Regions from separate parts of the Homo sapiens genome. Here region 2 is linked to region 1. A link is an interaction called in ENCODE POLR2A ChIA-PET data of the cell type or tissue named here. Cell type or tissue: PC-9. All regions are shown on one strand. Links, peaks and the distances in the headings refer to the core of each region. The heading gives the core; the rest is flanking DNA. Region 1 has its middle 43 kb from the start of ST8SIA6. Region 2 overlaps ST8SIA6 (ST8 alpha-N-acetyl-neuraminide alpha-2,8-sialyltransferase 6).

Region 1 (12,537 bases), core at 3,132-11,131:
CATAGACTGTAACAAGAATACAACTTCTAATAATATTTTTAAAATTCCGTCTCAGGTCAGGAAAATAAGATTGTGGGTTTTTTTTGCAAACTCATCTTTTCTGTCCTCGAGTCTGTCCTCAATTCAAGTCAACGAGCATATGTTAAGCACCTCTTGCACACTCCAGTGCCATGCTAAATGTTTTAAGCAAAGCCAAATCAGTCGAAGAGTTAACCTTAAGATCCATTCATTGAGCATTTCTTTTGCCAAACACCATGCTCGTTGCTTTATGTACATGTCTTATTTAACCCTCTCGATAATCCTTCGAGGTGTTGATCCAGTTACTACTGCTGTGCTAAAAATAACCCCAAAACTTGGTAGCTGAAAATGACCATTTTATCATGCTCGCAGCTTCTTTGGGTCAAGAATTGAGCTCATCTCTCTTCTCTTGCATTTTATCACAGACAGAAAGAAAAAGTCAAGTGGCTCTTTTAATATTTTCTGGGGAAATTTGCTTAGCTAGATCATCAAATTCCTTAAGCATATTTTCTACTTTTAAAATTTTTTTGTAATTATCATTTTCTCATTGTGTATTTTTAATTTTTTTATTAATAGTTTTTGGAGTACAGTTGGTTTTTGGCTACAGGGATAAGTTCTTTAGTGATGATTTCTGAGATTTTAGAGTATTCATCTGCAGAGCACTGTACACTGTACCCAATATGTAGCCTTTTACCCCTCACCAACCTCCCAACTCCTCCACAAAGTCCAGGACATCATTCTTATGCCTTTGCATCCTCATAGCTTAGCTCCCGCTTATAAGTAAGAACACACGATATTTAGTTTTCCACTCCTGAGTTACTTCCATAGAATAAGGGCCTCCAGCTCCATCCAAGTTTCTTCAAAAGACATGATTTCATTCCTTTTAATGACTGAGTAGTATTCAGGGTGTATATGTACCACATTTTTCATCCAACATTTTCTGTTTTTTTCACATTACCACATGTGACAGTGTGGCCAGACTTTCACCACTAGGCAAAATGATTTTGCTTTCCTCCAGCTTCTAATGACATTTTCCTTGCTTGTCTGCAAGTCCCCACCAACAGCCTTCTCCAGCCTAAGATGATAACAGTCTCCTCAAAGCCCGTTCAGCTGCTGCTAGACAGTGGTTTCAAAGTCAACGCCTCATGCTTTAGATTTTTGGTATAGTAGCACTCTATTTCTAGGTGTGAAATTTCTGTTCTGATTATTTTTGCTACATAACAAGTTATCCCCAAAGTTAGTAGCTTAAAGAAACTCTTTTATTATGTTCTTGCAGGCTGTAGCTCAGGAATTTGGACAGAGCAAAACAGAAATGGCTCGTCTCTGCTCCATGAAGGCTGGTCCTCAACTGGGAAGACTCAATGAACAAGTGGGAACTTCACAATTGAGGGCTGGCATCACCTGGACAGGTCTTCAGTCACATGCTTAGCAATGGATGCTGGCTGTTGGCTGGGAATTCAGTTGAGGCTTCCTACCAGACATTTAGCCAAGGGCCTTTTTGTATGACCTAGCTTTCCTCATAGCCTGGTGGCCTCAGAGTAATTGGACTTCTTAAATGCTAGTTTAAGCCTCCACAAGTGAATATCTCAGTGAACAGGGAAGAAGCTGCGTAACTTTTTTTTTTTTTGCTTAGTCTTAGAAGTTACCGAGTGTCGTTTCTCCTGCATTTCATTGTTTACAAACAAGCCACAAGTGTACCTAGTTTCAAGAGGAGGGCACACAGACTCTGCCTCTTCATGAGAGCGTTGTCAAATAATTTATGGATGTATTTTAAAGTTTTCTGTGTTATCATCTTATTTTGCAGATGAGGTGAAGTAAGTGGGCTGAACCCAAGTTGAGTTAACTTCACAGCCACACCTCTCAATTATTAAGGTCTATTGCTTCCAAATATGTTAGAGAATAAGCACCAGTCACAGAAGGGAGAACATGTTGGGCTAAAAGATAGACTTCTTGAGGTGAGCTTGGGAAGAAGTGATGATACAAAAGGTTTTCAATGTCAATACAAAAGAGAACACCAGTTTGTTATGTTGTTCTAAAATCATATGTTCATTAAGAGGATCATTAACATGTTGATGTTCTTAAAATTAACCCAGGCTGGGAAGTATGTCAGGTCAGAAGGAAGGAAGGCAAGAGGTATTTTCTGTGGGCTTTGGAAAAAGGGGAGGAAGAAAAGTCTCAAAGATGGAGAAAAAAGGGCAGGTCATGTCCAGAAACACGTAGTCCAAATTTTTTTGCGAGGAGAATACGTTAGATCTAGGAAGAGAGCAAAGGCTTAACAGGTAAGAGGATGGAATCTTTTTTTTTTTTGAGGCAGAGTTTCACTCTTGTTGCCCAGGCTGGAGTGCAATGGTGTGATCTCGGCTCATTGCAACCTCTGCCTCCCGGGTCCAAGCAATTCTCCTGCCTCAGCCTCCTGAGTAGCTGGGATTACAGGTGCCCGCCACCACATCTGGCTAATTTTTTGTATTTTTAGTAGAGATGGGGTTTCACCATGTTGGCCAGGCTCCTGATCTCAGGAGATCTGCCCACCTCAGCCTCCCAAAGTGCTGAGATTACAGCCGTCAGCCACCACGCCGAGCCAAGAGGGTGGTATCTTATAAGGATTTTGAATGCCATGCCTAGGAATTCAGCCCTTATTCTGTAATCGTGTCATCTAAGGTTCCAGAGCAGAAAAGTAATATGATTAAATCTTTGTTTCAGACAGATAATTATGTAAGTACTATGATTATGTAAATTATATAAGTAATGTGATTTAATCTGTGTTTAAGACAGATAATTTCAAGACGATAGATGGATTAGTGTGGTAAGGCTGCAGGAAAATAACTAGAGGATAATTATTAGGCATGATGTTATTTTATTTCAGGCGTATTTTCCTAAAGAGGCATTAATCTTTTGTCTTAGTTGTACCCTCCTAAAAATACCTCTGATTTTCTCAACAGCATTCTATAACTGAAGGACTTATTTATATGTATAAGTTTACACATATAAATAATATGCATTTATATGTATACATATGTGTATACTTTCATTTACTCTACAAAAATTTTGATGAGGGTCTAAAAGCTATATATAATATGAGAGTAATTTAAAAAATCAAGGCCAGAGAAAAATTTACATTCATTAGCAAGATAAAACAAACTAGAAAATATTATGGGCCGGGCGTGGTGGCTCATGCCTGTAATCCCAGCACTTTGGGAGGCCAAGGCAGGCGGATCATGAGGTCAGGAATTCGAGACCAGCCTGACCAACACAGAGAAACCCTGTCTCTACTAAAAATACAAAAATTACCAGGCGTGGTGGTGTGCACCTGTAATCCCAGCTATTCAGGAGGCTGAGGCGGAGAATCGCTTGAACCTGGGAGGTGGAGGTTGCAGTGAGCTGAGATTGAGCCCATTGCACTCCAGCCTCGGTGACAAAGCAAGACTCTGTCTCAAAAAAAAAATAAATAAAAGAAGAAGAAATAACATATTATGCAGCAATGCAAGGCATAAGGCCATTGGAGTTACTAAATTGGGTTACAAGTTTGACCCTGAGCATCCAGGAAGCCAAAGCAAAAAGGAAAACACAAACTCCTACAAAACATATGTCACCCATGAGACAAAAATTTCCTAAGGAGAAGCAGAGTGAATGATGGTCATGAATTTGAAAGCAGTTATCACATACAGTCAAATAAAATTAGTCATTTGATCCTGGTTTTAGTAATAGAAGGAGCACATTTGTGTAGATTTTTCTTTTTTCTTTTTTTGAGACAGGGTCTCACTCTGTTGCCCAGGCTGGAGTGCCATGGTGCAGTCTTGGCTCACTGCAACCCCCGCTTCCCAGGTTCAAGCGATTCTCGTGCCTCAGCCTCCTGAGTAACTGGGATTACAGGCGCATGCCACCACACTTGACTAATTTTTGTATTTTTAGTAGAGACAGGGTTTCGCCATGTTGGCCAGGCTGGTCTTGAACTCCTGACCTCAAGTGATCCACCCACCTCAGCCTCCCAAAGTGCTGGGATTACAGATGTGAGCCACCGTGCCTGGCCAGATTTTTCTTTTTTTCTTCAGAGACAGGTTCTCACTCTGTCACCCAGGTTGGAGTGCAATGGTGCAATCATAGCTCACTGTAGCCCTGATCTCCTGGGCTCAAGTAATTCTCCCACCTCAGCCTCTTCCCAAGTAGTTGGGACTACAGGTGCGTGCCGCCATGCCTGGCTAATTAAAAAAAATTTTTTTTTTTTTTTTTGTAGAGACAGGGTCTCATTGTGTTGCCTAGGCTGGTCTCGAACTCCTGGCCTCCAGTGATCCTCCTGCCTTAGCCTCCCAAAATGCTGGGATTATAGGTGTGAGCCACCATGCCCAGTAGATTTTAATAAACTGAGAAAAGTGGAGTCGGTATGGTGCCTCAAGCATCATGTGGAGAAAGAGGTAAATGAGATACAAAGGCGTAGACTAGAAAGAGAAGAAATTTGTTACAGCAGGTCCTGGTCAGGGTACAGTGGGAGGTCAAAATAGACAAGGAGGAGTCTTACTCTCATTCTGTAGCTCACAGAAAGACTATAGATACACACAGACACACTTGAAACGTGTATCACCAGTTGTGTTTTTCAGAGGTACAAGTGCAGGTTTGTTACAAAGGTAAACTTGTGTCATGGGGGTTTGTTGTACAGATTATTTCGTCACCCAGGTATTAAGCCTAGTACCATCAGTTGTTCTTCTTGATCCTCTCCCTCCTCCCACCTGCCACCCTCTGAAAGGCCCCAGTGTGTGTCGTTCCCCTCTAGGTGTTCATGTGTTCTCATCATTTAATTCCTGCTTGTAAGTGAGAACATGCACTATTTGGTTTTCTGTTCCTGTGTTAGTTTGCTAAAGATAATGGCCTCCAGCTCCATCCATGTCCTTGCAAAGGACATGATCTCATTCTTTTTTATGGCTGCATAGTATTCCATGGTATCACCAGTTTTTAAATTTTTTTTTTTTTTTTTTTGAGGTGGAGTTTCACTCTTGTTGCCCAGGCTGGAGTGCAATGGCGTGATCTCGGCTCACTGCAATCTCCGCCTCCTGGGTTCAGCAATTCTCCCGCCTCAGCCTCCTGAGTAGCTGGGATTATAGGCTTGTGCCACCATGCCCGGCTAATTTTGTATTTTAGTAGAGACGGGGTTTCTCCATGTTGGTCAGGCTGGTCTTGAACTCCCGACCTCAGGTGATCCACCCACCTCGGCCTCCCAAAGTGCCGGGATTACAGACATGAGCCACCGCGCCCGGCCAGTTTTTAAACATTTTAGCAGGTATTTCATGGGAATGTATAGGCCTTTTATTATGTGCATATTTAATTGATAGTGTCTAAAATATTAAAGAACCCACCAATTTAATTAATTGACTTGTAGCAAAGAACCCTATTGATGATGGCACCCTAAATGTGAAATTTGGCTGTAGGGTAAAAACCATTCCAAGGGCCATGAAAAGAGTCAGGAAACCTACAAAACCAATGGTTGTGCTACCGTGTCTATTCTATGAATCTTTACCAGTGTGATATCTGGCATTGGTATTCATTCCCTCTCACTTTTATCTTTGCTTTTTTCAATAAAGATCTTATTTTTGAAATGTAACTATTCAAGGCAAATGGCCAGGGATAATTTTCAGGGAAACAGACTTAAAACAAGACCTTTGACAGCCCTGTACTCTGTGGTAATGACTAGACAGCGGGCAGCACCAATTCTCTTGATAGATTCCTCCCATCATGAAAACAACCCAGCCGAGCACAGTGACTCATGTCTGTAATCCCAGCACTTTGGGAGGCCGAGGCGGGCGATCACTTGAGGTCAGGAGTTTGAGACCAGCCTGGCCAACACAGTTAAACCCCGTCTCTACTAAAAATACAAAATTAGCCAGGCATGGTGGTACGCACCTGTAATCCCAGCTACTTAGGAGGCTGAAGCAGAAGAATCACTTGAACCTGGGAGGCAGAGGTTGCAGTGAGCCAAGATTGCACTATTGCACTCCAGCCTGGGCAACAGAGTGAGACTCTGTCTCAAAAAAAAAAAAAACAAAACAAATTAAGGGACACTTATCACACTCAAAATGGATATCTAATATTTAGAAAACATCTTTAGCTATACTACAGATTTAACAGCCAGCCAAATTGGAGGTGAATAGCAGAAGAAACATTTCCTTAACAGAGTTATGCAAACCAATAAATTATATGTCCCCTTCAGTTCGAGTTCTGTCAGAAAACGTCTCGTTCCTGTTCCTGGATGAACTAAAGACTCTGCCTGGAAAAGAACTAAGCTGCAATATACACACACCTGACTGCACAGCTGCTGAAGAGGAGAACTTCTGTTTAATCTGTTTTAAATAATAGACAGGTCAGCTCTGAAGTGTTTACATGTTGGCAGACAACAAGTTCTTTCGGGTCTATCTTCCTCTTTTCCTCCACTTCCAAAGGTTGCAATAGCTTTTAGGTTTTTCGTATCTGTAATTCAAGTAAAAACGAAGCCAGGAATGAGCCTACTTCTCCTAAATTGTCAAGGGAAGATGAGCTCATGGTCCCAAATGGTGTGACTTTTTATTTGAGAAATGTCATCCAATTGAGGCAATTTCTAGTGGAAGCTTTACTGATTTCCTGAGAAATAGCTTGCAAAGAAAGCTTTAGCTCACATATCTAAAGTAATGGAAGAATGACGGAGCAGAGACTATGGTGCTCCTAAAAATGATTAAAAACACTTACTGGTCTTCATCCTAACAGGTCATTGAGTGACAGGACATTCAGAATCTTAACACTCCAAAAAGAAGGCTTAGCATAAGACGAACTGTTTTTGTATAAGATCGATCTGTTAGAATAATAGAAAAACGACTCAAAGGAAAACCTAAAATCTTCAGCCATAAGATAAACCAATCTGTACAAGCCCCCAGTCTGTGTTAATATTTCTTACTTGTTCAAAGAGAAGCTAAAATAGAAAAATAATATGGGATGGGGAGAAGAAAAGAGCTGAACAGGAAACCAAGAGACCAATTTCCACCATTCATTTCCTAAAGCACCTCTTTGAGCTCAAGTTTTCTCATTTGTAAAACAGGAGTAATAAACACTCTCATGAGTCTCTCCTAGGACTTTTTTTTTAAAAAAATAAAGTAAGGTAGTAGGTGCAGAAGCTTCTTTGAGTAACGTAAAATATAAGCTAACAATGATTATTACCATTTATATACATTTATGCCATTTATACATTTCTATTACCATTTATACACAATGATTAGGTTATACCAGACACAGGTTTTAAACATATTATCTTATTTAAGCACCACAACAAACTTAAGGTAAGTATAGTCACAATTCTATAGAAAAGACTGAGATTTATAGAGGCTAAGAATTTGCAAATGGTCTTGGTGGTAATAGAGGATAATGTAGATTCTCTGATTCAACAACTGCTACAGAGTTATGGAAGCGTTTAGTTTATTTAGTTCATTCTATTTTTGAGATAGGGTCTCACTCTGTCACCCAGACTGGAGTGCAATGGCCTAATCATGGCTCACGGTAGCTTCGACCTCCCAAGGCTCAGGTGATCCTCCTGTCTCAGCCCCTTGAGTAGCTGGGACTACAGGGACATGCCACCACGCCTGGCTAATTTTTCTATTTTTAGTAGAGATGAGGTTCCACCAGGTTGCTCAGGCTGGTCTCAAGCTTCTGGGCTTAAATGATCCAGAACCCCTCAGCCTCCCAAAGTGCTGGGATTGCAGGAGTGAACCACCATGCCTGGTCAGTTATGTAAGCATTTAGAACTGGAAGGACCTAATGGGTCATTTAGTTTAATCCTATCATTCAGCAAGTACGCCTATTTTCTTATCTTCCTCCTTCATTGTATTTTTTTATTTTGAGACAGAATCTTGCTCTGTCGCCCAGGCTAAAGTGCAGTGGCACGATCTCAGATCACTGCAACCTCTCCCTCCCAGGTTTCTGCAATTCTCCTGCCTCAGCCTCCCGAGTAGCTGGGATTACAGGCATGTGCCGCCACACCCAGCTAATTTTTGTATTTTTAGTAGACATGGGGTTTTCCCATGTTGACCAGGCAGGTCTCAAACTCCTGACCTCAGGCGATCTGCCAGCCTCGGCTTCCCAAAGTCCTCCTTCATTCTAAATCCTACATCCTCATTGTATACACATCCTTTTCCTAAGCACCTTTGAATTTCTCCTTGCTCAAAACACTCCTATCCTTGACTCGTCATTCTTCTAACTCTTAACCATCTTTCTGGTGTCAATTCAAACACCACTGTAAGGAGGTGATATCACACTTACCCCTGTATTGCTAACTTCAGCACAAATGTGGGCACTTAGAAGGTATATAAATATTTATTCAATGAAATGTTGAAGGAGGAAAACTGAGACCTAGAGAAATGAGAAACTGAGACCAAGAGAACATGCCATGTGGCAGTGAACCTCCGGATGTCCAGATCCACTGTTGTACTATATCACTGGTTGTAAAGTTTATTTCTGGCCTAAAAGAATGGGTTTTGAAGCTGAACACTTTGATCATAATCCATTAATTAAAACTGCAGTGATTGCCTAAATTAGCCATGTACTGTAAAAATAGGATGATATATTATTTTGGTTAAGAAAAAAATCAGCTGAGAGGAACACTGAGATAGCTAAAACAAGATTTGTGACCAATTAATAACAAGAGAATGAAAAGCTAGAAGCAATATGCAGCTATAAGAAAGAAAAGCCCAGGGCTACTTCTTATTAATTTTTGCATCATGTGGAATACTTTGTGTCAATCCAGTTTGAAGAATACAACATTCTTCCTCCTACTTAGCTATGCAAAGTTCAATTTCAGCTTTTTCCTGCTCGGGTGCAGCCTTGTTAAAATAAACTGAAAGATGAAAAACATGCAGGAATAAAAATTCTTACATAAGTAGAGGTTTTCATAAATTATGTTTAGGTGAACGTGTAATGCCGAGGCAGGATAATAATTTTAAATGACAAAAGATATTTTCATCTATTAAGAAATGGGATAATTTCAAAAGTGATGTCACCATGCCACACAGCATTGATAGATGGTGTTATTCATGCCAGTGGTATAATCCATTTTCTCTTTTGCCTATTTAGTATAAAGCAATCAGTATGTCACTGAGTGTTTATTAAAATTCATTGACAAATGATATAAACCAGCATCAAGGGAAATATGTCACCTTTAGAGTTTGATTTATTCTTTTAACTTAGGGCCCATTTTCAAACGGCTGGGTAACCTGAAAAGTTAATCTAGCATACTTATAGTAGATGCACTGACTGGTTGAGATAAATTTGGAGTAGAAAAAAAACAACAAAAAAAGCAGAACCATGTGTGTTTTCTAAATTCCCCCGACCGGAAATTTTAAGGATATACAAAAGTGTAGACAATAGTATAACAAACCCCAAGTCTCATCACTCGATTTTAACAATTATCAACTCAAGGTCAATTTTGGTCCATTTATACTTTCTTGCCTCACCAGATTATTTTGAGGCAAGCTCATTTTTAAAATCTGAAACAGTCTTATGATATTCTTTGCTCCAAAAATATGTTTGTATGAATCTGTAAAGCATAAGAACGCTTTTAAAATATAACCAGAGCATCAATATTAAACTTTAAAACGTTAATAATTTGTTAATATTCTAAGCTATTCAACTAGTGTTTACATTTGATTATCTCATAATTGTTTTACAGTTGACTTATTTGAATTAAGATACAAATAAGGTTCATACACTGCAATTTGTTAATATGTCTCTTTCTTACTTTCCTTTTTATCTATAGATTTCTCATCTTTCCCCTTCTTTTTGTTCATTATAACTTTTTTTTTTTTTTTTTTTTTTTTGAGACAGAGTCTCGCTCTGTCGCCCAGGCTGGAGAGTGGTGGCGCGATCGCGGCTCACTGCAAGCTCCGCCTCCCAGGTTCACGCCATTCCCCTGCCTCACCCTCCCGAGTAGCTGGGACCACAGGCGCCCACCACCACGCCCGGCTAATTTTTTTTGTATTTTTAGTAGAGATGGCGTTTCACCGTGTTAGCCAGGATGGTCTCGATCTCCTGACTCCGTGATCCGCCCACCTCAGCCTCCCAAAGTGCTGGGATTACAGGCGTGAGCCACTGTGCCCGGCCTATAACTTATTTTTTACACTTGATCTTAGCCAAAAGGCCGAGAAGCGATATAACTTATTTTTTAAGGAAGGCAGGACACTTCTCTGTCAAGCTTCCCATATTCTAAAACTATCTGATTGCATCCCTATATGTATGGTTTAACATGTTTCTTTTCCTTGCATTTCCTTTAAATTGGGTAGGTTCCTATCACCTATATGCTCATATATAAATAATAATCTATTTTTATTATTTTTCCTTCCATTCCATTTTCCACTTTTTTCTTATGATGTTTATTTGTCCTTGCTTCAGCAGTCTGGTTTAATTTTTTGATGGTAATATTTCCTAAGCGGGGTTGTATATTTCTATCAGAGGCATATATGTCTGGTTGGCTCTCTGTGATATCAATGGCCATTAATGATTTACTATTTCATTAAGGTTAGTAATAGAGTAATATTCTAAGTCTATCACGTTTCTTCATTAGCTAGAATGCTTCCAAATTTTTCCCTCATCAGTTACTGTCTCAGGTACACTTCAAACATATAAGGCAAAATAATGGCTTGATTTCATTTTATCTGCATCAGTTTTCAAAATAACGAGTTGATTCCTAGCATCTTCCATATGTGACCAGTGAGGTCTTTTAGTATCATTACTGACTAAAGGATTGAGACATATCTGGCATATTTCAATTAAGGGTGGTTAATATTCCTTCAAAATTCCAATGGTCCCATATTTGGCTAGTTGAAGACTCTTCAATTTGACTCCTTAAGGCATTTTGACATGATGATTTAGGCTTGTTTTGGCACAAAATATTTAAGATTTACAAATTTTTGGCATTTGTAATGCCAAATATTTTGGCGTTACAAAATATTTGTGTGTTTCTTGCCCTACACCTGCAATTAGCCATTTGTCCAAGAAGCTCTAGTTTCTTTTAGTGCAAAATAGTATTTATATTCCACAACGTAGACACCAGGGGTACTCACTGCTACTTGTTTTATTATTATTAAGCCCCCTTTTTTTTTTTTTTTTTTTAGGTGGAGTCTTACTCTGTAATCCAGGCTGGAGTGCAATGATGTGATCTCAGCTCACTGCAACCTCTACCTCCCAGGTTCAAGCAATTCTCCTGCCTCAGTCTCCCAAGTAGATGGAATTACAGGTGTGTGCCACCACAACCGGCTAATTTTTTTTATTTTTAGTAGAGGTGGGGTTTCACTATGTTGGCCAGGCTGGTTTCGAACTCCTGACCTCATGTGATCCACCCGCCTCAGCCTCCCAAAGTGCTGGGATTACAGGCGTGAGCCACTGCGCCCGGCCTAGTAAGCCCTTTTAAAGAACAGAACTGAAGTCTATATATGTGTGTATATATTTTAAAATTACATTATTAGTTCATATTTACATTTCCAATCGAAATTTTAGGATTATAAAGTTTTAATGTATTTATTTGATTCTATCTTTTTTTTTCTCAAGTGAAAAATCCTGGTTCCTAACAGCATGCACATAATTATTTACTTGATTTCTCTTATATATTATATAACAGCTTGGCCAGGCATGATGGCTCATTCCTGTAATCACAGCACTTTAGGAGGCCAAGGCAGGAGGATCACTTGAGCCCAGGAGTTCGAGACCAGCCTGGGCAACATAGCAAAACCCTGTCTCTATTTTAACAAAGTAATAGTTTCAGAATAGCAATGTCAATAGTATTAGTAGAAATTTGAATGCTAAAAAAACAGTTTAAGACTTTCTGCTTGTTTGATTTTATGGTACATACTACCAGGGATGTAACCTCAGATTACTGTATTTTAAAGTTAATTAAAATACTTCCTCCGTCTGAGCTTATGCCACCAACTCGTGGAACAGTTAGGTTTATTCGTTTCATTTTGCCTTGCTTTATAAAGATAGCTTTTAAAAGCAATTGTGTTATAATTGTTTATAGTAGTACTGTATCGTGTAACAACTACATTCTATAGGGTCACCCTTGTATCCATCATGTAATGATTGTTATACAGGTAAATATATATATTCAACGCCCACCTGATCCTTATGCCAATTCCTCTTCGGTCATTTGTTTGTCTTTTTCTAGTAGGTTCCTTAGGAAGGGCACAGAGAACAATACTCCATGAGTTCTGGCATATTCTTAACAGTTTGTGCATGACTTTAAACTTGACTGGGTATAAAATTCTTGCCTACATTTTCTTTTCTTTTTTTTTTTTTTTTTTTGGAAGGGAGCTTTGCTCTTGTTGCCCTGGCTGGAGTGCAGTGGTGTGATCTCAGCTCTCTGCAACCTCCGCCTCCTGGGTTCAAGCGATTCTCCTGCCTCGGCCTTCCGAGTAGTGGGATTACAGGTGCGCGCCACCATGCCTGGCTAATTTTTTGTATTTTTAGTTGGGACCGGGTTTCACCATGTTGGCCAGGCTGGTCTCAAACTCCTGACCTCAGGTG
Region 2 (12,537 bases), core at 2,553-10,552, 150 kb after region 1:
TTGTTGTGCTACGAGGGGGTTTGTCCTCTTTTTATAGATTCCTAAGCTTTTACTCATTCAGCACTTAATTGTGGGTCTGAGAACTTGGCAGCTTGGCGCTTGAGTCTCAAACTTCCTTCAGCTTTTACCCGGAAACATGAAAGGCTTAACTAGGAAGATTCTTAATCTGAAGTCCATGAAAGCGGTTTCCTAAAACTCTCAAAATTGTGAGATTTTGTACACGTTTCTGGGAAAAGAATCTGTGGCTTTCATCAGATTCTCCAAGAGTCTAGAACCTTCCACATGGACTAATGTATTTCTAAGGATCTTTCTGGCCCTGAGACTCTGGGATTCAATTGCCTATCCAGGATGCCTATCCAATCACCTTCCAAGATGGCATGGTTATCCCAAGCATAGGTGTGAGTCTGGCTCAGATTTACCTGAAATTTACCGCAGATTCTAAGTTTCCGCTATGAATTTACATTTTGTGAGATACTAGTTGAACTCAGTTAAAGAGAGATTTAAGTAAGAGTTGAAGATGTCCTGCTCTCTGTTCTTTCTTGGTATCTAATTTCTTTTAGGTGTAGCAGTACAAAGTCAACAATGTTGAGGTGTCTGCCTTTTCTGCTTTTAAAAGCTTGATTGATTCTCCTATAAGAGGTCCCCACCCCCTTCCCTCCAAGGACAAGCTAATGCACAGAATAATTTGTGAAAAATCTACCTGGATTTCAGTCTAAGAAATTATTGCTCTTCACAGTCTCTCCCTCTGATTTTTAGAAAACTGATGGATAATCATTTGCTTGAGCGTGACACTCAGCTATTTGAGAATAACATTGAGATGGTTAAATTTAAATTAAACATGATATGAGACGCCCTCTAGTCCTCCTTCCCCAGTTCTTCTGCTTCACCCATGAAGGCTTCTTTGTGAAGCTCTGGAAACTTCTGGTAAGCAGGTTTTATCCCCGCAGATCTTTGAGCTCCAGTAATTAGTCTTAGATTCCCTAGGTAACTTGCATGGTAATTACTGCATTAGCTTTCTTGAATAGTTTTCTAACTTAAAAGAACTGTATTCATTTCTGTAGCCAATTACAGAAAACTAATAGGTACACAGTAACAGTCCTTAATTTCTATTTTACTTTCTTCCCGCCCCCAACCCCGAAATACACACACTATTATTTTGTTTCTTAGTTTCTTTTGGAGCCACTAATACCATTTGATTTTTATAGACATCGTCAGGTTTCAAAGAGATGAGCTGGAATCCAAGATGACTGAATATTATCAATCACATATTTACTGAAAACTTAGTGGCAGGAAACAGTGCTATTATGTCAACCCACACATTTATGACTCATGCAAATGAGATACCTTTCAAATGACTTGTAAAACAGGTATTTCGTGCCTGATTACTTTGTTACAGATAACTATTACACTGTGGCAATTTTATTAAATCTTGTATTATCCCCTCAGGTTTGATTAAAATTTCTTGGAAGTTATTCCTTTGTCTTTCTTGTGTTGGATATGTGAGAAAAGATTCCAGTGCTGTATTTGTAGATTAATTGATATTTCTAAAATAACAGTCACCATCTTGCTTTCATTTTTATTTATGTTCTTTGAAGAAAATAGTGTTAAACAAAATACACCTGCATATCTACCACCTATGTTAATTGTTTCAGCTATATGACATTTACATTATTCAAACCATACCATTTAATGATTTAACTTTGTGAAACGATATAAACTATGAAAAGAGATGGGATAAGTTAATCAAATTTTTGCATTAGATCATAAAACTGGAAAATCACACTTAGTTTTACCACAAAGTTTTCACTTTATTTTCTGAACTATTTCTGCAAAAGCAACAGTATTGTCTGACTTTGGTAAGTGTTTTGTGAGCTTACACTTTTTCATTCAATTAACATTTATTGACCCTTATTATGTCCCAGGCATTTTGTTCTGTAGGACAAAGTTCTTGGAGAAAACCAAAAATCATCTCTGCTAGGGGCTTCTTTCAATAATACAAGACTAAGTTCATTTTTCTGAGCCTCTAAATGTTTGCTGTTTACAATTCATACAGGGTGACTACATTGACAGCTGAAAGCAATACATATTTTATTTTTTTTTAATTTAAGAAGTGTGTACTTTATGATAGGTGATTTGGGTCAGCTGTCAGATTGAAAAAGCTTTTTTCTTTGTTTCCTCTGCATCAAGACCATTTTTCAGCATTAATATACTGTCATATCATCTTCTATTTGTCATTACCATACAGCATGCCTGTGCATTTAGAAAAAGCAACAGAAACCACACCATGTCATTACTTCTTCCGTATTTAATAACAGAAACTAACTCTTGCACATTTAGGGACTAGCTCCTCTCCTTGGTCTTCAGAATATAAACTTTGCCATCAAAGTATATGGAACTCACGTGGGGTTCACTGGTCTTCTAAATTCTACTTCAAAATTTATCTCCCAAGTTGTACTCAATATTAGCTATATATTTTTATGTTCACATGTCAAATACGCTCCCTTTCAGCCTGCCTTGTGTTTCAAATTCTCTTTTCCTTACAACATTGCTTGCCATGTCTTCATTGGTACATTACATTGTTTACACTGGTACAATATCAAAGTAGATAGATCTTTCTCCAGTGTTTTAACATTGTTCCTTCACTCATGAGTTTATATTTCAATTGACTTCCTATCCTTTGCTTTAATCATCATATTCTTTTATATTTCATTTTACCTTGCGTTAGTTCTGACACTCTACTCAAATATATGAGCTGGTCTTTTACAAACTGAACAATATCAATGTACGCATTAGCTGTTAAGGGAAAAACTTAGACATCTGAGTTGCTGATTGAATTTGGACTTTTTGAAGAGTTTTACTTATTATTCCTTTAAATTTAAATGTTTATTTTTAATTGATGAATATTGTATCTATTTATGGAATAAAATATGGTGTTTAGATATATGCATACACTGTGGAATAATTATATCAAGCTAATTAACATATCCATCAGCTCATATGCTTAACATTTTTTTTTTTAGTGAGAACATTTAAAATCTGCTCTTTTAGCAGTTTTGAAATCTGCAATACATTATTAGGAACTATGGTCACCATGTTGTGCAATGGATCTTGAAAAATGTATTCTTTCTGCCCAACTGAAACTTTGTACCCTTTGACCATCATCTCCTCCCAACCTGTTGTAACCACCATTCTCCTCTGTACTTCTATAAGTTCAACTTTCTTAGATTCCACATGTAAGTGAGACCATGCTGTATTTGTCTTTCTGTGCCTAGCTTAGTTCACTTAGCATAATGTCCTCCAGGTTTATTCTTGTTGTCTGCAAATGACAGAATTTCCTCATTTTTTAAGGCTGTATACTATTCCACTGTGTATATATACCACATTTCATTTATGCATTCAGCCATTGATGGACACTTAGGCTGATTCTACATCTTGGCTATTGTGAATCATGCTGTAGTAAACGTGGGAGTGTAGGTATCTTTTTAACATATTGATTTCATTTCCTTTGGGTATTTATTCATTTTCTTTCTTTAGCTGTCATGTTATGTGGGGCCCTAGGAGTTTGGGTTTCATCTAGTATGTGATGGTGGAATAATTTAACATAAAATGAAGGTTAAATATAGATGTCCTGGTTACAGTACTAAAATTTTTTTTTACTTTTATCCTGGAAGAAATTTAACTTTTTTTTTAACCCCATTTAACAAATGAAGAGGTAGAGGTTCAGAGAATTGAGATGAATTTTCCAAGGTGTCATCACTAGTAAATGAAGGAACTGGATATCTAGTCTTGGAATTCTCAATATCCATTGCTGCCTCTGCCATCACATGTCAAAATGATTAGTGCAGTAGACTTGTGCAGGATAGATAGGACAGGTGGCCTCTTCTGCACTAGGCCAGGTGTGAAGTGATGAAGACATGGACTGAGAAGCCCAGTAGAGCAATTAGAAGAGAGATGCTGGGGTGGGGGCAGGGAACACTCAGCAGTTTCAGGGAAAGGGAAAAGTGGCAAGATGATGAAATGAGGCTTCTCCAGTTATTGAGGTCTCGTAATATTCTTGGCTTTTCTGAATACCATGTCTTCCATTTTGTATCTCACTAGATTCATTAAGGGGCAATCACTGATGTCTGACTTTCTGATTCTAAATGTACAGGTCATGCCACCTTCCCAATTTTTTGAGGGAGCCCTAGTTTGAAGATCAAACTCTACTCTGAGATTAGTGTCATGGATTAACCTGAAGCAGGGATAACTATCAATGGCCGTATCTTACCTGTCAGTGTGATGTCAGCCTGATGATCACACAGACTACAGACAGCTCCCCTGTAGGTTGCTGGGATTTTTCCCAATGTACCAAGTGGCTAGTTCAATAGACAACTCTATTTTAACTGAGGTATAGAAGTGTTGCTAAAAAAAAAAAAGGTGGTGTCTATTTGAAGCTCTTAATTTTCCTCCAATCTATTGGGGCTGAAATGGAATGTTTTCCTGCCTTTGGAATCCCTAAATCACTGGATTTCTTAGATCATTTTTGTTTTGTTTTGTTTTGTTGAGATAGGGTCTCACTATGTGGCCCAGGCTGGTCTCGAACTCCTGGACTCAAACGATCCTCCCGCCTCAGCCTTCTGAGTAGCTGGGGCTAGATCACTGTTTTCTTAATAACATAAACTACTCCTTTGGTGTGAAGCAAGCATTCATTGTGAGCCAGTCGATTCTAAAATCACAGTATGTCAGCATGCCATCTCGATTTTATTTTTTGTTTCATTTCTTAAATACTCAAAGATGCTTTGTCCTCCACGACACAGCCAAATCCTGGAAGGAGCTGTCTATACCTACTCTTTCATAGTACCTTCTACTTATTCCATGACCTTCAAACTGGTCACCATGAACCACGATGAATCCTTCTCATCTACTTCTTGCCCAATAACTGGAGGGACTACGGACTTTGGCCACATCGCTCCAACCACTTCCACCCCTGTCCCAACCAGTTTAGAACCAGTTATCCCTTCCTCAAGGAAGCCTTCCCTGGACAACCTGATTAAGTCATTGCTGATGTATTATCCTGAAATTCACCTTCATTACACTAGCCACGATTAATACATTTTCATTTGTGTGTGTATGTGTGTGTGTGTGTGTGTTTATTTAATTTACAGACCTGGTTAATCTGAGTCATGTGTTTTATGTAATGCATCAGGAAGAACAAAGGATCTTTCTAGGTGGTTCAGAAAATAGGTCAAGACTCACTATAGGAACTAGGAGTTGGAAAGGGCTGGGGAGTACAGTCTGGTTTCTAGGCTCAGCTTTAAGTTGACTCCATGTGTCTTGTTTGTTTCAGGCATTTTATTATTGATGTTTCTTGTTTGTTATCCCTAATCTTTCATTTTCTTTTAAATTTGGTCTCCCCTGTAAGTGAATAAGTTACTACTAGAACATCTTAAAGGCAGCATTTTACCTTTGCCGCTGGTTATTTATGGCAACGTCTTTATTCTTATTAGGCTAAGCCAGTTTTCCTAGCCAGTGTCTTTATCAGTAAAATGGAGCAATACTTAACCTCTGTGAGTTTTTATGAATATTCAATATGTCAAATGCTCAGTACAGAGTCCGTTATATATTAGAATCTCAGTACATGGTAGCTATTCTGATTATTTCCAGTTTAATATCATTTTTCTGGCTTACAATTAATATTTTACTAACTAGTTTAAACTCTTGGTATCTGCAATAAATACAGCAAGTCTGTGATGGAGCAATAATGCTATAATAGTTTCTGTTCCAGTCCTCTGCCTAGGGGGATGTGTAAACAATTATAAACCCCAGTTTTGCTTTTGTGATCATTTCATATGGATTATACCACGTTCTTGGTAAGGACCAACTCTTCCTGTTCAGTTCGTTCTGTTTGAACTTTCTTTGGTCTTTTCATGATGGAAAGTAGGTCACACCAAGCAGAAAGTATTAAACTTCAACTTTCTAGGTTATCGTCTTTCTGTGCATTATTTTCCGTAGAAAAGGATTTACCTTTATATGAACTGTCTGTGGCTTGTCCCTCCCTTTCCAGATGGCCGGTCAAACCACGTGCTCTGAGGTCTAATCAGGAATCGCTCTGAATTCCCTGAAAATTAATCAGCTCGAGTACAGGCAGAGCCAAGAGTTACGCTTCCCGCCCCGCCCCGCCCCGATTACTTAGCCCTTGACTAGGGCTAAGTAAGGGCTGAGGAACCCAGGGTAGGAAGGATCATTCTTATTTGAGATTCTGCTGGGTGAAGCCTAAGGGCATAGATGAAAAGTTAGGATTTGGAAGGGAGCCAGAAGCCAAAAGCAGTTCCCAGAGGCCAGGCAAAAACAGAAGCTGAGTGTGGGACTGAAGCCAAAAAGCGGAAGATGATGAATTCCACAGCGAACCGTGGGAGCCGTCCTGGAACAATGCCTGAGATGCGCGCTGGCTTTCTGGGAGCAGTTAGGGCCCCTTTAGGTATGTGAACCCGCCTCACTAAATGGCCATGAGCAGAACTGAACTGCCTACCTGTTTCTCCACCTGTGCAAGACACAGTTTCTCAGAGCACAGACGAAGCTCCTTGAAATATACGTGCATTGCTGGCCCTTGCCTAAGCCTACAGTTAGGACTTGGCCTGGTAAATTGAAGTTCATGAAATAATGAGACCTTTTATAAAAGACAGTGGCATAAATACAAAATATACCACGAACATTTCCCTTAAGAAATGTTTCACAGAGTAGCATATTGGTGTAATTACACATAAGACTGATTCAGCATTATAATTACAAAACTGTTTTCATAGGATTCAGTGTTAATTCAGGCTCTCAATATGTTGCCAAAGTCTGCAAAAAAAAAAAAAAAAAGGTTCCTACTCTTCCCTTTTCCTTCCCTAAAAATATCTAACTGAATAAAAGTTTATAATCCGTCAACGAAAATTGGTTTCTTTACATTTTCTTCTTCACACATTGAACAATAATAGCAGTGACCTAGATTTTTTTTTTGTCTGCAAATTAAAATATATTCTGAAATCTTAACATTCATCTTAACTGTTGATTTTGTATTTTTAGAACTTGTGTTTTTCACACTTAGCAATTCACAATCAGCTTTAATTTTTTTTTTTTTTTTTTTTTTGAGACAGAGTCTCACCATCGCCTAGGCTGGAATGCAGTGGCGCAATCTCGGCTCACTGCAACCCCCATCTCCCGGGTTCAAGCGATTCTCCTGCCTCAGCCTCCGATTCTCCTGCCTCAGCCTCCCAAGTAGCTGGGACTACAGGCACGTGCCACCACGCCCGGCTAATTTTTTGTATTTTTAGTAGAGACAGGGTTTCACTGTGTTAGCCAGGATGGTCTCGATCTCGTGACCTCGTGATCCACCCGCTTTGGCAGGCAAAGGACACTCTTGCAATTAGACCCCTGGAGGGATCCTTGCAAGTCACTTCTGTCACAGCTTTATGCTCATTGCAAATGGCACCTGAAGGCAGCCGGATGGGTGCACCCCTTACTTCTTTCCAAAGATTTCACAGTCCTGCTTTTTCACAATCTCACTCCGATTCTGCAACGTGATCCCGTTTTTTTTTTCTTTACAAGTCTTAGCATGAATTAAAACCACAACAGGTCACCACCTTCATTATTATCATTGCCCTCTCCCCTCTCGTTTACGCTACTCTGTGTGTCAGAGAAGTCAGCATCCTTCTCCCAGTGGCCTGAATCAGAAAGCCCTGCATGACCCTTGCTGTCTTCTCCTTCAGTGTCCATTTCTAGTCCATCGCCAAACTTTTGCTAAAGTCTCACACCCTAATGTTTTAAATCTATCCTTTTGCAATCTCACCACCCATCTCTGGTCTGGGTTACTGGGATGGCTAATTGTATGTGTCTACTTGGCTAGGCTATAGTACCCAGTGATTTAATCAAATGCTAATCTAAGTGTTGCTGTGATGTATTTTGTAGATGTGGTTAACGTCAACAATCAATTGACATTAAGTAAAGGCGCTTTCCGTTGATAATGTGGGTGGGTCTCATCTCAATCAATTAAAGGCCTTAAGAGCAAAAACTGAGGTGTCCCAGAGAAGAGGTATTTCTGCTTCAAGATTGCAGAATCAACTCCTGCCTGGATGTCCAACCTGCAGGCTTACCCTACAGATTTTAGATGTGCTAGCCCTTGCAATTGTGTGGACCAATTCTTAAGTCTCGATAGATCGATAGATAGATACATAAATACATAGATACAAAGATACATAGAGACATACATAGATAGATAATACAGATATAAGATAGATAGATAGATGATAGACTGTTGATTGTATTTTTCTGGAGAGCCCAGACACACATAGCTATTGTTCTCTCTTAACTGGCATGTTGGTTATCTATTGCTGCATAATAAACTGCCCCCAAACTGATGGCTTAAAACAGTGATTTCATATTCTCTCTCAGTTCCGTGGGCTGCCTGGGCTCAGCTGGGGAATTTTTTTGTTGTTGTTGTTACTGTTTTTGAGACAGGATCTCACTCTGTCACCCAAACTGGTATGCAGTGGCACCATCACAGCTCACTGCAACCTTGACCTCCTGTGATCAAGCAATCCTCCTGCCTCAGCCTCCTGAGTAGCTGGGACTATAGGAGCATGCCACCAAGCCCAGCTAATTTTTGAAATTGTTGTAAAGATGGGGTTTCCCTATGTTGCCCAGGCAACTCCTTGGCTCAAGCGATCCTGCCACCTCAGCAAAGTGTTGGGATTACAGATGTGAGCCAGCACACCCAGCCCAGGGAACTCTTAATGGAGGGCTTTCATAGGGTTGCAGTCCACTGGAGTCATCTGAGAGCTCGCCTGAGTTGGACATCCAAGATGTGACGCTCACATGTCAGTTAAGTTACCATTGACTGCTTACTAGGAATTCAGCTAGAGCTGCCACCTAAAGGATCTTCAAAGGAACCTCCATATGTGACTTGAGCTTCTTGCAGCTCAAGAAGGCTCAATTCCTTTGGGGAATGGCTGGATTCCTTGGGGAAGTGTCCAGAGAATGAACGTTCCAAGAGATCCAGGCAGAAGCCACAACACTTTCTATGACCTCGCATTGGAAATCCCAGAATGTCACTTCTTCTGCCACATTCTACTGGTTCAAGCACTTCCTAAGGCCAGCCCCGATTCAAGCGGAGGAATTTTAGGTTTCATTTCTTGTCATGTGCATGTAGGGAGAGAAAGAGTTGATGGTGGCCACTGCAACACTGTGTCATTGCCTATCTTTCTAACTGATTAGTGGGATCTTTCTGCAGACCCACTAATCTATCCTCACTGAAGCCAGGGTGCACATCCTAAAATGCATATCCCATGTGTCACTTCCATAAATAAGACCCTTCAATGCTTTGCCCTCTCCCATAGAAGAAAGCCACATTGTTGATTTTGTGATGCCTGTAAGACTCTTGCTATAGTTCTCCAGCATTCTCCACCTAGTTCTCCATCTGCCAAGCCACACAGGATTTCTTTCAGAATTTTGCACATTCTATGCTCTCTCTCTCTTCTCCAGGCTTTCACATTCCCTCCTTCCTGCTTCTCAAACAGTCTTTACCCCTCCATCTCCTTCTCCTGCCTCACCTGGCTAGTTCTGTTTAAGTTTTCAGCTTAAGCTTTGTGTCTTCTGGGGAGCTGAGTCCCCATACTTTGGGTGGCTTAGGTACCTTCCAACGTGCTCTTGACGCCATGCCTGGCCCAGTTCCTTGGGCTTGCATGATTGTGGATTTGTACTCAGCCAAACTTGCTTGTACTTTGCTTTAATTACAGAACCAGCAAAATATAAACACAAGATTAGGGAGTGGATTGTCCCACTCAGAGCAGCACCTGAAATGCTCCAGGCATCTCAGTCTCAAAGGTCCACTGTTGTCACAAGAGGAAGTGGGCCTTTGTGCTGCAGTCTCACCCCTTGCAGCTCCTTCTGTGATGCCTCAGAGGTATATAGTAGGCCTGGCCTAGCCCAGCTCTTCCCTCCTCCTCCCCCTGCTGCAGTGTAGACTGACGGCACCGTGTTCTAATTGTTTGCTGTTGTCTCTCTCCCACTAGCTAAGAGTTCTCCATGGGATGGGATGTTCTCTGTCTTTTTTTCTGTTACATTCCTAGTAGTAAGAATAGTACTAAGTGCTTGATTTGTTTATCCATTCATGTCCACGTGAAAAGATATCCTATCTTTCTTGCAGGAGTTTGTCTTGGTTCACCCAGCCCCAAGCAATCTGTTGCCTGGGCATGGATTTTCACCCTTAGCCTTGACTCTGTGCACTCCAGTTTCCAACCTGCAGCCCCTTAACCTGTATCTGGCTGGGTCTTCCCTGGCCCTTGCGAGGGAGGGATTTGGACACTGTTTCCCTCCTTTCTTATGAATATAGCTGGGAACATTCAGCACAGCTTAAGAATATTTAATCACAATTTCCAAAATTTCCAAAGGTGTAGATATTTTCCCACGAAGGACAGATGATGTGGTTTGACTGTGTCCTCACTCAAATCTCATCTTGAATTATAGCTCTCCTAATGCCCATATGTTGTGGGAGGGACCCAGTGGGAGATAATTGAATCACTGGAGTGGTTTCCCCCATACTGTTCTCATGGTAGTGAGTAAGTCTCATGAGATCCGATGGTTTTATAAGAAAAGAGACCCAAGTGGTTTCGCTTGGCTCTCATTCTTTCTTTGCCTGCCACCATGTGAGATGTGGCTTTGCTCCTCCTGGCCTTCTGCCAGGACTGGGAGGCCTCCCCAGCCACGTGGAACTGTGAATCCATTAAACCTCCTTTCTTTATAAATTACCCAGTCTCTGGTATGTCTTTATTAGCAGCGTGAAATCTTACTAATACAACAGAGTTTATTCATGTCTTGTGACAGTGACTGTGTGGGCTTTCTTCTTGACTTTTCCCCCTCTGTGCATCTTTGCCATGGTTTATTTGTGCATATATTAGACAATAATTAGAGGGATATAGGGCAGTATTAAGAGCACACAGCTATTAAGACTAGACTGCCTGTGTCCAAGTCTCAGTCATGTCATTAGCTAGCTGTGTGACCTCAGGCAAGTAACTTCACCGCTCTGACCCAGCTTCTACATCTGAAAAATGGGGACAACAACAGGGATGATAATAGCGCTTCCCTCATAAGGCTTTTATAAGGATTAAATAATATATAAAGTGCTTGGAAGAGTGCTTGAGACAGTACAAGCCATGCATGTATTTATTATTATTATTTATGCATCTATAGACATGAGCTTCAAATACGTTTCCCTTTTTATGCTCCTATCTGAGCCACTGTCTGGCGTCTCTCTTTCCGGGCACTTTCTGTAGAACGTTCTATCTGTGTAAACCTGCTCCTCTGATCACGTGTTTGCATTTCTATCTGTCTATTTCATGTGTCTCTATAATCCTTGGTTTCTGTGGATGACTGTCTTTTGCCTTCTGTCTTCATCTCTTCTGTTTTTCTCAGGGCTCTCTTTCTGTGTTTTATTTCATGTGCCCATTACTTTTCTTTCCTCCTCTGTTTTGTGCAATGTTCACCTGTTTCTTCTTCTTTTCCCTTGGTTTCTGCAGTCTTAGTTTGCTCTTTCTCTTTAACCTCTCCACCTCTCTTCTGCAGGTACCAATAACATCAGAGCTGAAATTTAGAAACTATTTTCTGAGCTCATTAAATAGTTTTCTATTACCTTTTCAAACATTTATGAGCTTACGAATACAATATTTTCTGTGGCTCTCTAGGGGAGAATCAAATTGTTCTTTGCTTGCACAACCGTCTATTGATTTTTCTTCCTGTGGTTCAGTGACCCTTTGTAGAGAAAAGATTCCCTCTATCTTGCTGACCTTTCTTCCTGGACCATAGTTAACAACCGTTGTTCACCTTTGTTACCTTGTTCAGAGGCTTCTTCCACCTTCTGCTTCTCATCTACATTGTGCTGTCCCAGGAGCAAGAAGAGGACAGGCTGGGGGTCTGGGTCATTCCTTGGCATATCCCCAGAGCCTAGCACAGTGCAAGGCACCCGGGATGCCCTTGATGAATATTTGCGAAAGGAATGATTTGCTCTGGGAGTACTGAGGTTTAGGGGAAGACCAAGAAGAGCATCTCATATTGAGCCATTATCATAACGCCCTGCTGCCTTTGTCATTCTTATTTTTATTTTTTGAGAGGGTGTCTCTGTCACCCAGGCTGGAGCATGGTGGCGCGATCTCAGCTCACTGCAGCCTCCGTCTCCTGGGTTCAAGCGATCCTCCCACCTCAGCCTCCTGAGTAGCTGGGACTACAGGCACCCACCACTATGCCCGGCTAATTTTTGTATTTTTAGTAGAGAGGGGGTCTCACCATGTTGGCCAGGCTGGTCTCAAACTTCTGAACTCGTGATCCATCCGCCTTGGCCTCCTAAAGTGCTGGGATTAGAGGCATGAGCCACTGTGCCCAGGCTGTTCTTTCCACCTACTAAATATATCACAAGTCTCCTTCCTCCTCTTTTCAACTTTAAAATTACTTGTTTCATGTAGGCCCTTTTAATCTTTAATTAGGTGACTCTAGTAAAAACCTCGCAGCCATGTCCCAGCTGGCTTT

What was found. ChIA-PET counts read pairs that join two places held together with the same protein. Peaks named below come from ENCODE experiments on the same cell type or tissue, not always from the same donor. Only the 100,000 strongest peaks of a DNase experiment are listed, where the experiment ranks them.
Region 2: POLR2A ChIA-PET joins it to region 1 with 6 read pairs; 3 of 35 experiments call an interaction of 5 or more read pairs at or near these places.

What each region holds. Positions count from the first base shown.
Region 1 is chr10:17,491,590-17,504,126 of GRCh38, reverse strand. No RefSeq gene overlaps it. Among named protein-coding and RNA genes, the nearest start is that of ST8SIA6, 43 kb to the right of the region's middle. In PC-9, for the core only: no CTCF peak of the experiment used is centred there; no DNase peak of the experiment used is centred there.
Region 2 is chr10:17,342,528-17,355,064 of GRCh38, reverse strand. All of the region lies in intron 4 of ST8SIA6 (ST8 alpha-N-acetyl-neuraminide alpha-2,8-sialyltransferase 6), which reads left to right. Among named protein-coding and RNA genes, the nearest start is that of ST8SIA6-AS1, 38 kb to the left of the region's middle. RefSeq lists a silencer at 10,568-10,768. In PC-9, for the core only: no CTCF peak of the experiment used is centred there; a DNase peak (open chromatin) is centred at 6,254; H3K4me3 peaks cover 675 bases; H3K27ac peaks cover 2,616 bases.